Regions from separate parts of the Homo sapiens genome. Here all the other regions are linked to region 1. The links are chromatin contacts, found by Hi-C or POLR2A ChIA-PET in ENCODE. All regions are on one chromosome and are shown on one strand. The core of a region is the stretch at or near the end of the contact, and the rest is flanking DNA. Distances in the headings are between cores, read along the strand shown.

Region 1 (3,912 bases), core at 670-3,169:
TAAGGAGGATAGAAAAGGAGTAACGCATGCCCACTGGCCAGGCAGACAAACTGAGGCTAGAGACCACCCACACAAGCAACCTTTTGTTGCATTCACCTTTATTTTTTATTTTTTTTTGAGACTGGAGTCTCACTCTGTCTCCCAGGCTGGAGTGCAGTGGCACAATCTCAGCTCACTGCAACCTCTGCCTCCCGGGTTCAAGCGATTCTCATGTCTCAGCCTCCTGAGTAGCTGGGATTACAGGTGCACACCACCACACCCGGTTAATTTTCGTATTTTTTTTTTTTTTTGTATTTTTGTATTTCGGCCAGTCTGGTCTTGAACTGCTGACCTCAAGTGATCTGCCTGCCTCGGCCTCCCAAAGTGCTGGGATTACAGGCATGAGCCACCACACCCAGCCCCGCATTCACCTTTAATACTGAGCATCCATTCTATGCGAGGCCCTGTCAGCAGGCTCAGCATAGGCAATGTCCCTGACCTTCAGGGACTATGGTCCACTCCATCATTCTGGCAGATTCAGAGGCTACAATAAAGGAGTAAAGTCTGAGGGTGGGGCACTTCCTGAAGACACATCTTTGCACTGGGGGAAGGGAGTACCAAGCAGAGAGCATAGCACGTGCAAAGGCCCAGAGGTACGATTAGTCCTGCAACTGGGAGGCCAAGGATCAGAGAGAGTGAGGGGAAGGAGGTCAGGGAAAGGAGGGTGTGGGCTCCATTCAGACAGAGGTGGGGAGCTGGAGGGGTGCATGCAGAGGCTGTAGGTCAGATCCAGATGTCCTAAGGATCCCTTGTGAGTATTGGTGGGGTGGGTCCATCTCTCCTCCCTCACACCCCCTTCCCAGCCAGTCTTAATAGTGGCTCATTAAGCCCTAACAGCCATGATAGTGGTAACAAGCATGTAATAATTATACCCGGCATTCCTGCCTCATCAGCCCAGCCCCTGGAGTTGGGCACCCTCGCCCAGGACATCACAGCCCTGGCAGACCTGGGGTTAAAACGTGGGCGGCGGAAGGAAGGGGCTGCGCAGGGGCCTGGACTCCCAGGTTCTAGGGTTCTAAGGGTGGACAAGAGCTCAGGCCTAGTCACAGCCCGGGCCCTGCTGTGACTCCTAGCTAACTCTCGGGGGATGGTCACTCCACCTCTCTGAGCCCAGTTTCCCATCTGTAAAGGCAGGAAGTAGGACTCCTGGTTCTAGAACGCACTCAGTGAAAATGATCAGGATCCAAGCGCTTTCAGCAACTTCTGGCGACCCTCCTCTCCCCTCCCGTCTCTTCCTGAGCAATCACACGCGGGGTGGAGGGAGGGAGGGAAGGAAGGAGGGAGGGTGAGGAACGCAGACCTCCCCACACCCCCGGCGAGCCCCCGGACACAGCCCCACCAGGCCTCCAGCCCCGTATCCGCACAAAGCCTCTCCAGAAGGCGCGCTAGGGGAGGCCCTGGCGGCACAGCAGAGCAGGAGGCGCCAAGGAGTTATTTAGCCATGCGGGACCCCATCCCCCTCCAGTCCCCGGAGGCCGGCACCGCCCCCGCCCCCGCCCCCGCCCGGCCGGGGCCCCACGCGCGGACACGGGGCGGGGCCTCGGGGCGGGCGGGCGCCTGGTGGCCCGGGCCCATCACGCCACCCGGGACGTGCCTTGGCGGAGGCGGCGCCGGGGAGATCGGTCGTACACAGCGGTCCCGGGGCGGGGTGACCCGGCCCGGGCGCGCGGCCGCCCCCATGACGTCAACCCACAAGGCAGCGCGCTGTTGTGGCGTTTACCGCGCGTCGCCGGGGCAACGGCGGCCGGGCGGGCGTCGGCGGCTTGGCCCCGCCCCTCCATGCAAATGAGCGACGTCACCCGCACCCAATGGCGAACGGGGGCGGTGAGCTCATCGCGCCGAGCCGAGGCTATAAGAGGGCGCACAAGTGGCGCGGCGCAGGAGCCGCCGCCAGTGGAGGGCCGGGCGCTGCGGCCGCGGCCGGGGCGGGCGCAGGGCCGAGCGGACGGGGGGGCGCGGGCCCCCCGGGAGGCCGCGGCCACTCCCCCCCGGGCCGGCGCGGCGGGGGAGGCGGAGGATGGAAACACCCTTCTACGGCGATGAGGCGCTGAGCGGCCTGGGCGGCGGCGCCAGTGGCAGCGGCGGCAGCTTCGCGTCCCCGGGCCGCTTGTTCCCCGGGGCGCCCCCGACGGCCGCGGCCGGCAGCATGATGAAGAAGGACGCGCTGACGCTGAGCCTGAGTGAGCAGGTGGCGGCAGCGCTCAAGCCTGCGGCCGCGCCGCCTCCTACCCCCCTGCGCGCCGACGGCGCCCCCAGCGCGGCACCCCCCGACGGCCTGCTCGCCTCTCCCGACCTGGGGCTGCTGAAGCTGGCCTCCCCCGAGCTCGAGCGCCTCATCATCCAGTCCAACGGGCTGGTCACCACCACGCCGACGAGCTCACAGTTCCTCTACCCCAAGGTGGCGGCCAGCGAGGAGCAGGAGTTCGCCGAGGGCTTCGTCAAGGCCCTGGAGGATTTACACAAGCAGAACCAGCTCGGCGCGGGCGCGGCCGCTGCCGCCGCCGCCGCCGCCGCCGGGGGGCCCTCGGGCACGGCCACGGGCTCCGCGCCCCCCGGCGAGCTGGCCCCGGCGGCGGCCGCGCCCGAAGCGCCTGTCTACGCGAACCTGAGCAGCTACGCGGGCGGCGCCGGGGGCGCGGGGGGCGCCGCGACGGTCGCCTTCGCTGCCGAACCTGTGCCCTTCCCGCCGCCGCCACCCCCAGGCGCGTTGGGGCCGCCGCGCCTGGCTGCGCTCAAGGACGAGCCACAGACGGTGCCCGACGTGCCGAGCTTCGGCGAGAGCCCGCCGTTGTCGCCCATCGACATGGACACGCAGGAGCGCATCAAGGCGGAGCGCAAGCGGCTGCGCAACCGCATCGCCGCCTCCAAGTGCCGCAAGCGCAAGCTGGAGCGCATCTCGCGCCTGGAAGAGAAAGTGAAGACCCTCAAGAGTCAGAACACGGAGCTGGCGTCCACGGCGAGCCTGCTGCGCGAGCAGGTGGCGCAGCTCAAGCAGAAAGTCCTCAGCCACGTCAACAGCGGCTGCCAGCTGCTGCCCCAGCACCAGGTGCCCGCGTACTGAGTCCGCGCGCGGGGCGCATGCGCGGCCACCCTCCCCAAGGGGCGGGCTCGCGGGGGGGTGTCGTGGGCGCCCCGGACTTGGAGAGGGTGCGGCCCTGGGGACCCCCCCTCCCCGAGTGTGCCCAGGAACTCAGAGAGGGCGCGGCCCCCGGGGATTCCCCCCCCCCGAGGGTGCCCAGGACTCGACAAGCTGGACCCCCTGCTCCCGGGGGGGCGAGCGCATGACCCCCCCGCCCTCGCGCTGCCTCTTTCCCCCGCGCGGCCGCCCCGTGTTGCACAAACCCGCGCGTCTCGGCTGCCCCTTTGTACACCGCGCCGCGGAAGGGGGCTCCGAGGGGGCGCAGCCTCAAACCCTGCCTTTCCTTTACTTTTACTTTTTTTTTTTTTTCTTTGGAAGAGAGAAGAACAGAGTGTTCGATTCTGCCCTATTTATGTTTCTACTCGGGAACAAACGTTGGTTGTGTGTGTGTGTGTTTTCTTGTGTTGGTTTTTTAAAGAAATGGGAAGAAGAAAAAAAAATTCTCCGCCCCTTTCCTCGATCTCGCTCCCCCCTTCGGTTCTTTCGACCGGTCCCCCCTCCCTTTTTTGTTCTGTTTTGTTTTGTTTTGCTACGAGTCCACATTCCTGTTTGTAATCCTTGGTTCGCCCGGTTTTCTGTTTTCAGTAAAGTCTCGTTACGCCAGCTCGGCTCTCCGCCTCCTTCTTCCCCCGCCGGGGCCTGGCGGGCTGGGCGGGGCCTGGTTCGCTTCCCCCCTACACCCCCGCCTTTCTCTCCTCCCTCTGTCCCTAGCTCCTCCCCTTGTTGGAGGGAGC
Region 2 (3,912 bases), core at 1-2,500, 3.9 Mb after region 1:
CTTTACCAAATTTTTAAAAATTAGCTGGGCATGATAGGTAACAAGAGTGACACCCTGAAGAAAGAAAGAAGAAAGTGGAGGGAAAGAGGGAGGAAGGATGATAGGAAAATAAATCTGCCAGGATCTAATAAAGCTTAGTGACCATGCCACCATGCCACTCCTAAGTATTTAAAAGAAATGAAAATTTATCTTCCCCAAAATACTCTTACAGTACAAGCTCTATTAACAGTGGCCAAAGACCGGAAACAATCAATTGGCCAAGAACAGGTGAGTGAAACTATATTGGCTACATTATAGTATAGCCACACAATGAAATACCACTCAGCAGTAAAAAATAACGAGCTGTTGATATCCCCACAACATGGACAACTCTCAAAAACACTTTGCTGCGGCCAGGCAGGGTGGCTCATGTAATCCCAGCACTTTGGGAGGCGGAGATGGGCAGATCACATGAGGCCAGGAGTTCGAGACCAGCCTGGCCAACATGGCGAAACCCCTCTCTACTAAAAATATGAAAATTAGCCAGGTGTGGTGGCGGGCGCCAGCAGTCCCAGCTACTCAGGAGGCTGAGGCAGGAGAATCGCTTGAACCCGAGAGGCGGAGGTTGTGGTGAGCAGAGATCGCGCCACTGCACTCCAGCCTAGGTGACAGAGCCAGACTCCGTCTCAAAAAAACAGCTTTGTTGAGCAAAAGTCAGACACAAAAGACAACCTATTGCATGCTTCTACTAACGTGAAAATCAAGGAGACAAAACTATCGTGGAGCGATAGAAATCCAAATACTGCAAAATGTTCTGTCCATTTGAGTCATTCCAAGCTCCCTATTCTTTTCAGAGCCTACACTGTGGAGGACCCCCAGGCCGCAGATTGATAGCAACTGGGACAGTTCTGGTTTCAGCGCCCAGCGCAGACGCCACTCTTCGAAAAGGTGGGGCACACGCCAAAACGCAATCATCCGGTCTTCAGTTATCAGTACTAAACATGGCGGCTCCCACCGAGCACCACACCCAGATCACGAGACCGCGCGCTGTCGGAGCCAGTCTGTCGGCTCACTGGGGCGCGCCTACTTTTAGATTGACCAATAAACGCGAGGCGTAAGGCACGCCCTCTTTCTTCCCGTCTCCGCCAATAATCTCCCGGTCCCTTCCACAGGACCCAATCACCGCTTCGGCCTCTCTTGAATGAAAAGGCAGCGGCCCAGTCAGCAGAGCAGCAGCCCGACGCAAGAGGCAGGAAGCGCAGCAACTCGTGTCTGAGCGCCCGGCGGAAAACCGAAGTTGGAAGTGTCTCTTAGCAGCGCGCGGAGAAGAACGGGGAGCCAGGTGAGCAGCGGATCCCGGGCGCGGGGCCGCGGTGTGGGGACGTCTGAACTGAGAGCGAGAGGACGAGGGGAGACGTTGGGATCTAAGGGGAGGGGGAGAAAGGGTCGCGAGACGGTGGGGGCGGGGCGGTTGGTGTGTCAGAGCGCTGTGTGTTGGCCGTTGGGCACCGGGGCGCATGCGCTAGGGGTGGGCCAGCCGTTGGCGCGCGGTGCTCGGGGCTCGGGGCCCGCTTCTCGGAGGGGCTGTCATGGCCTACGGCGCTCCGAGCCCCACTTGGAGTCTGTCAGTTCGTCCGAATAGACCCCGCGGCGGCCTGGGGCCATTTGGAGAGGGACGAGGGGGTGACGCCGGGGTCTGGGGCCTGGGTGGGAGAAGTTGGAGCTTTCAGTTGTCAGGGGTTTCTTTGGGTCCGAGGGACTTGATCCCTTTCCCAGTCTACCTTCTTCTTGGTCTACTTTTTACGGGATTCGGGATTCTGAGATTTAGAGCAAATAAGACTTTATTTTGGAAGGCCGGGCGCGGTGGCTCTTGTAATCTCAGTACTTTGGGAGAGACCAAGGAGGGCGGATCACTTGAGGTCAGGAGTTCGAGACCAGCCTGGCCAACATGGTGAAACCTCGTCTCTACTCAAAATACAAAAAAAAATCAGCCGAGCGTGGTGGCGAGCGCCTGTGGTCCCAGCTACTCGGGAGGCTGAGGCACGAGAATCGCTTGAACCCGGGAGGTGGAGGTTACAGTGAGCCGAGATCGCGACACTGCACTCCAGCCTGGGTGACAGAGCGAGATTCTGCCTCAAAAAAAACAGAATGAAAAAAAGATTTTCTTTTGGAAATAGGAGTCCCCAGGTGGGAATAAACTCCGGGGTGGAAAGCCTGCCTGGGGACACTTGAGGGTAACTGGGTACACGTGGCGTGTCTGGGTTGTGAGTTCCCCGCTGTCACCTTTCAAGTTCATGCGCTCCTGGCGCCTTAGCGGTCATGGCCACCCACTTTGGGCGGGGAAAACCCCGCCGGATCCTTTCCTGATCTAATCAGTTTTGAGCTTTAGATCCTGTCCAGCCCGGTTTCTCGAAAATTTTATCTTAGCAGATTCGGTTCACCCCAATTTATTTATCTCTCTCTCTCTTTTTTTTTTTTTTTTTTTTTTTTTGAGACAGAGCCTTGCTCTGTCGCCCAGGCTGGAGTGCAGTGACACTATCTCGGCTCACTGCAGCCTCCGTCTTCCGGGTTCAAGCAAGCACATCCGGCTAATTTTTGTATTTGTAGTAGAGACGGGGTTTCACCATGTTGCCCAGGCTTGTCTCTAATTCCCGACTTCAAGTGATCCGCCCGCTTCGCCTCCCAAAGTGCTGGGATTACAGGCATGAGCCACCACGCTGGGCCCCAATTTCTTTTTTTAAATTTATTTTTCTTGAGAAAGGGTCTCCCTCTGTCACCCAGGCTGGAATGCCATGGCGCCATCACTGGCAGCCTCGACCTCCTGGCTCAAGCGATCCTCCCGGCACAGCCTCCCAAGTAGCTGGGACTACAGGCCCATGCCACCACACCGGGCTAATTTTTTTCTTTTTTTAATTTCTACTTATTTATTTTTTAGCCTTTGCTACATAGAAGGTGCCCCTTGGGCTATGTGTTTTTTAAGTTTTTTTAAGTTTTAGGGTACATGTGCACAACGTGCAGGTTTGTTACATATGTATACATGTGCCATGTTGGTGTGCTGGACCCGTTAACTCGTCATTTGCATTAGGTATATCTCCTAATGCTGTCCCTCCCCCCTCCCCCCACCCACCCGGCTACTTTTTTAAAAATTGTTTTTGTATAGACGCGGTCTCGACTTATTGTCCAGGTTGGTCTCGAACTCCTGGGCTCAAGCCATCCTCCCACGCTGGCTTCTCAAAGTGCTGGGATTACAGAAGTGAGGCACCATGCCGGGCCTGCCCCAAATTTATTTCCCCACCAACAAAACAACTTTGCTTTATTTCCTTAAAATACACCATCTCTTGGCCACCTAGATTTGGAGCCCAGAATAGACTGTGGCTTTTCTCTACCCATGGATTGGTCAGGGGATGTTCCTGTCTTTTGGCATGTCCCACCCTTTCTTTCCTTACCTCACGCCCCTACCCTGGTTACTTCTCTTTTATTTGGTGACTGGTTTTCCCTGCTACTGGTCTTAACCTACCCCTTCATCGGAGGAGTAAGTTACAGTACTCTTGGGCAGATCCTGATTGAGTGGCTCAGCTCCAATCTAATTAGCAGTTCCCTATTGCTTAACAAGTACACAGGCCCAGGCTGGGCGTGGTGGGTGGCTCATTCCTGTAATCCCAGCACTTTGGGAGGCAGAGGCAGGAGGTTTGCTTGAGTCCAGGAGTTCACGACCAGCCTGGGAAACGTGGTGAAACACTGTCTCTACTAAAACAAAAATTAGCCAGGCGTGGTGGCATGCACCTGTAGTCCCAGCTACACAGGAAGCTGAGGTGGTGGACTCACTGGGCCTGGGAGGTCGAGGCTCCAGTGAGCTATGATTGCACCACTGCACTCCAGCCTGGGTGACAGAGCGAGACCCTGTCTCAAAAAACAAAAAAACAAACAAACAAA
Region 3 (3,912 bases), core at 801-3,300, 3.8 Mb after region 1:
TCGAGACCAGCCTGACCAACATGGAGAAACCCTGTCTCTACTAAAAATACAAAATTAGCCGGGCATGGTGGCTCATGACTGTAATTCCGGCTACTCAGGAGGCTGGGGCAGGAGAATCACTTGAACCCGGGAGGTGGAGGTTGCGGTGAGCCAAGATCACGCCATTGCACTCCAGCGTACTCAACAAGAGCGAAACTCCGTCTCAAAAAAAGGCTTCAAAGGATTGTGGGTAAATTTCCAAAAATAGTAGCAATAAAGGGGGCAGGAGGCAGAGGTAGTAATATTCAACTTGTCAATAAAAACAAACAGCCGGGCGCACTAGCTCACACCTGTAATCCCAGTACTTTGGGAGGCCGAGGAGGGCAAATCACTTGAGGTCAAGAGTTTGAGGCCAGCCTGGTCAACATGGTGAAACCCCCATCTCTACTAAAAATACAAAAAATTAGCCGGGCATGGTGGCGGTCACCTGTAATCCCAGCTATTCAGGAGGCTGAGGCAGGAGAATCGCTTAAACCCAGGAGGCGGAGTTTGCAGTAGGCCGAGATCGCGCCATTGCACTCCAGCCCGGGCAATAAGACCGAAACTCTGTCTCCAAAAGAAAAAAAAAATCCTTCTACGTATCCAAGGTACCTAGAGTAGTCAATTCATTAAGACGGAATGGTGGCTGAGTAGAATGGTGGCTGCCAGAGGTGGAGGTGGAGAGGAATGGGGAGTTAGTATTTAACGTCTACAGCTTCTGTTTTCCAAGATGCAAAGAGTTCTGGAGATGGGTGGTGGTGATGGTTGCACAACAATGTGAATGTTCTTAATGCCACTGAACTGCACACTTAAAAATAGTCAAGATGGTAAATTTTATGTGTATTTTGCCAGAATTTTTTAAATTGGAGGGGAAGTGAGAAACAAGAAATCGCTCGACCTGCTATTTTTCATTTGAGGACCAGCATGGCATAGTGGCTAGGAACTAAGACCTTGGCGTCCTGAGTTCCCCTATCTGTTTTGCATTTACTAACTAGGGGCCTTTGAACAAGTCACTTTATATCTCTGAGACTTTATTCATCCTTACAAACAGGAATAATAATAGTTCTTATACAAGGTAACAGAATCTCACCAGCACAAGAGTAAGCACTTGCTAAATTGTTATTTTGAATTTTAATAACAAATTTTATTATTTGATGATAGTTACTTAAAAGTCAGCAATAATTCAGGGATAATTGGTTGAATTATTAATATTATATTATCACCTAGGGCGATAAGCACATCAGAAGACTTCGTTTTAAGGGAAAAAGAGACCCAAGTTAGGAGTCAGAAGACTTGGGCTTCAAGAGTGGCTGTGGGTGGGTATAAGATTTCTCCTTGGTGACACCCAAGGGTTGACGTAGATGACCTCTTTGATAACCAGAAAGCAAGATCAGCTTCGCTGCTCTGCGAAAGCCAGCCGTGGAGCTGCACCTCCCTCACCGCCTAAGTCTCCCGGGAACGTCCCGGGCGAGGGAAGGGGTCCAAAGGTCGTACACAAGAATACTGATAGCAAAGCCCCTTCCTACGCTGGTGACGGCGGCGTGGCGCAAGATTTGTGCAAGACTCCCTCGGATTGGGAGCAAGGGTCCCGCACCTTCGTGGCTCCCATGACAAAGTCTGCAACTCAGCCCGCTGGGGGAGCTGCAAGGAACCTGCAAGCGTCCCAGCCCCTGCAGAGACCCCCAAGAAAAAGTACCCCCAAAACAGCCTGGGTTGCAGATTTATAAATACTTCCTGCGCACATGCGCATTGGAATTTACGAGTGGCCCGGGGCGCAACGCTTGCCCACTGCGCCTGCGCCGTCTGGCTCTTCCTTCGGGGCACAGGACCAGAAAGTGGGGTCCCGTGGTCCCGCAAAGAAGGAAAAAGAATGGGTCAGCAGTGGCCACACGGCCCCTGTTTCTCGCTTCTTACCTCGTAATGCTTCATGGCTCCCTCCCACGGCGGCTACTGCTCCGCGGCTGCTGCTGCCTAACTGCGCGGCACAGCACAGGCTCCCTACAGCGCTCGCAACCGCAGCGATAGACTAAACGCGGCTCTGCGTCCGCCCCGCCCCTCCAGGCCGCGCGCGCCCCGTCGGCCAATCAGGGCACGAGGCGCCCACGTTCGCCCCTGCTCCTTGGGGCCGGTCCGAACCAAGACTAGGACTAGCACCAGGGGATTGACCAATCAACTTGCGAGACCAATCGAAGGGGGCGGAACGCCTGTAGGAGGGGCTAAAGAGAAGGGGCTTGACCATCCACCAATCCAAAGGAGGTCTCTGCCCCGCGCGTCCCTTTGCCACGCCCCCTGATGGCGTCGCTGTGGAAACCAAGGTAAGCGACGGTTAGGCCAGACGCGGGGGCGGGGTAAGAAGTTGAGTGACAGGCAAGGCAGCATCCACATGACAGGCGGCGCCGAAGGGGTAAATTCTGAGGTGGGCGGCCCCCGGGGTACACCGGGAACAGCAGGAGAGGGCTAGGGGCTGGGGTCGCGGGCTGCGGAGTCTGGTTGGCGAGGAGGTCACTATGGGAGGAGACTCTTGAGTGGGAGGGAAGGAAAGGCGAAACGGAGTCGCGAAAAGCTCCCCATTTGGGAACCCCCAACCTGCAAGAACCTTGAGCCCCAGCCCCATTCTGGGGTGGCTTCACTGCCGTTTTTAATGAAAGCCCCGCCCCACTTTGTTTTTCTGTTTTGTTTTGTTTTTGAAACAATCTCGTTCTGTCCCCCAGCTGGAGTGCAGTGGCGCAATGACGGCTCACGCAACCTCCGCCTCCCGGGTTCAAGCGATTCTCATGCCTCAGCCTCCCAAGTAGATGAGATTACAGGCACCCGCCACCACGCCCGACTAATTTTTGTATTTTTTTTAGTAGAGACGGGGTTTCCCCATGGTTGGCCAGGCTGGTCTTGAACTCCTGACCTCAGGTGATCCTCCCGCCTCAGCCTCCCAAAGTGCTAGGATTACAGGCCTGAGCCACCCCGCCCGGCCCCCCTCCACACTTTGCTCCGCCCTATGGACAGGGGAACTACATTGGTCTCTGCCTGACGTCCAGAATCGTGTCTAGTGGCTCCAATGGGGCCACTGAGCCCTTGAAATGGGGCTGGTCCAGGCCGGGAACGATGGCTCACACCTGTAATCCTAGCACCTTGGGAGGCCGAGGGGGGCAGATCACGAGGTGAGGAGTTCGAGACCAGCCTGGCAGATATGGTGAAACCTCATCGCTACTAAAAATACAAAAATTAGCCGGGCGTGGTGGTACACACCTGTAGTCCCAGCTAATCAGGAGGCTGAGGCAGAAGAATTGCTTGAACCCGGGAGGCGGAGGTTGCAGTGAGCCAAGATCTCGCCACTACACTCCAGCCTGAGCAACAGACCGTCTCAAAAAAAAAAAAAGAAAAAAGAAAAAGAAATGGGACTGGTCCAAATTGAGATGTGCTGTAAATGAAAAACACATAAATTTCTGGCCAGGCACGGTGGCTCACACCTGTAATCCCAGCACTTCGGGAGGCCAAGACAGGCAGATCACATGAGGTCAGGAATTCAAGACCAGCCTGGACAACGTGGTGAAACCCTGTCTCTACTAAAAATACAAAAATTAGCCAGGTGTAATGGTGGGCACCTGTAATCCCAGCTACTAGGGAGGCTGAGAATCGCTTGAACCCGGGAGGTGGAGGTTGCAGTGAGCCAAGATCGCACCACTGCACTCCAGCCTGGGCGACAGAGTGAGATTCTGTCTCAAAAAAAAAAGAAAAAAAAAGAAAAGACTTTTGACAGACAAAGGAACAGGCAGTACCTGGCACACTTCTTCACCTCCTCTCCTTACTCTTGTTTCCAGATCCTGCCCCTGAGCTTTCATGAGCTGTTGAACCATCTGGAATTCACAGGCCTGTCATGAGAGACACGATGAGAAGTCC

Evidence for each region. A loop is a pair of places that touch in the nucleus more often than their neighbours do. ChIA-PET counts read pairs that join two places held with the same protein, here RNA polymerase II (POLR2A). Pooled maps may share reads with other maps.
Region 2: a pooled map shows a loop between it and region 1 (13-fold over the local background). The contact joins the promoter of DDX39A here to the promoter of JUND in region 1. A Hi-C loop is called at or near these places in 1 of 50 pooled maps. POLR2A ChIA-PET finds 5 or more read pairs at or near these places in 4 of 52 experiments (AG04449, WTC11, activated B cell and 1 more).
Region 3: a map of naive thymus-derived CD4-positive, alpha-beta T cell shows a loop between it and region 1 (17-fold over the local background). The contact joins the promoter of TECR here to the promoter of JUND in region 1. A Hi-C loop is called at or near these places in 1 of 168 maps with a recorded cell type or tissue (naive thymus-derived CD4-positive, alpha-beta T cell) and 7 of 50 pooled maps. POLR2A ChIA-PET finds 5 or more read pairs at or near these places in 1 of 52 experiments (HEK293).

What each region holds. Positions count from the first base shown.
Region 1 is chr19:18,279,629-18,283,540 of GRCh38, reverse strand. It overlaps JUND (JunD proto-oncogene, AP-1 transcription factor subunit), which reads left to right and starts at 1,919. Exons shown (of 1, transcript NM_005354.6): 1 at 1,919-3,847. The coding sequence starts at 2,057. The coding sequence ends at 3,100. It overlaps MIR3188 (microRNA 3188), which reads right to left and starts at 1,464; the gene lies at 1,380-1,464. It overlaps LOC124904652 (a long non-coding RNA gene), which reads right to left and starts at 1,449. Exons shown (of 2, transcript XR_007067154.1): 1 at 411-1,449. RefSeq lists silencers at 1,441-2,440, 3,021-3,330, 3,761-3,912 and an enhancer at 1,934-2,785.
Region 2 is chr19:14,416,679-14,420,590 of GRCh38, reverse strand. DDX39A (DExD-box helicase 39A) reads left to right here and starts at 1,250. Exons shown (of 11, transcript NM_005804.4): 1 at 1,250-1,321. RefSeq lists silencers at 1,421-1,520, 3,668-3,757, 3,778-3,857 and enhancers at 1,641-1,780, 2,191-2,250, 2,621-2,670.
Region 3 is chr19:14,527,732-14,531,643 of GRCh38, reverse strand. TECR (trans-2,3-enoyl-CoA reductase) reads right to left here and starts at 2,050. Exons shown (of 13, transcript NM_138501.6): 1 at 1,933-2,050. The coding sequence starts at 1,947. It overlaps MIR639 (microRNA 639), which reads right to left and starts at 2,101; the gene lies at 2,004-2,101. It also overlaps a transcript of DNAJB1 not described here. RefSeq lists enhancers at 1,299-1,358, 1,722-2,306 and a silencer at 1,959-2,248.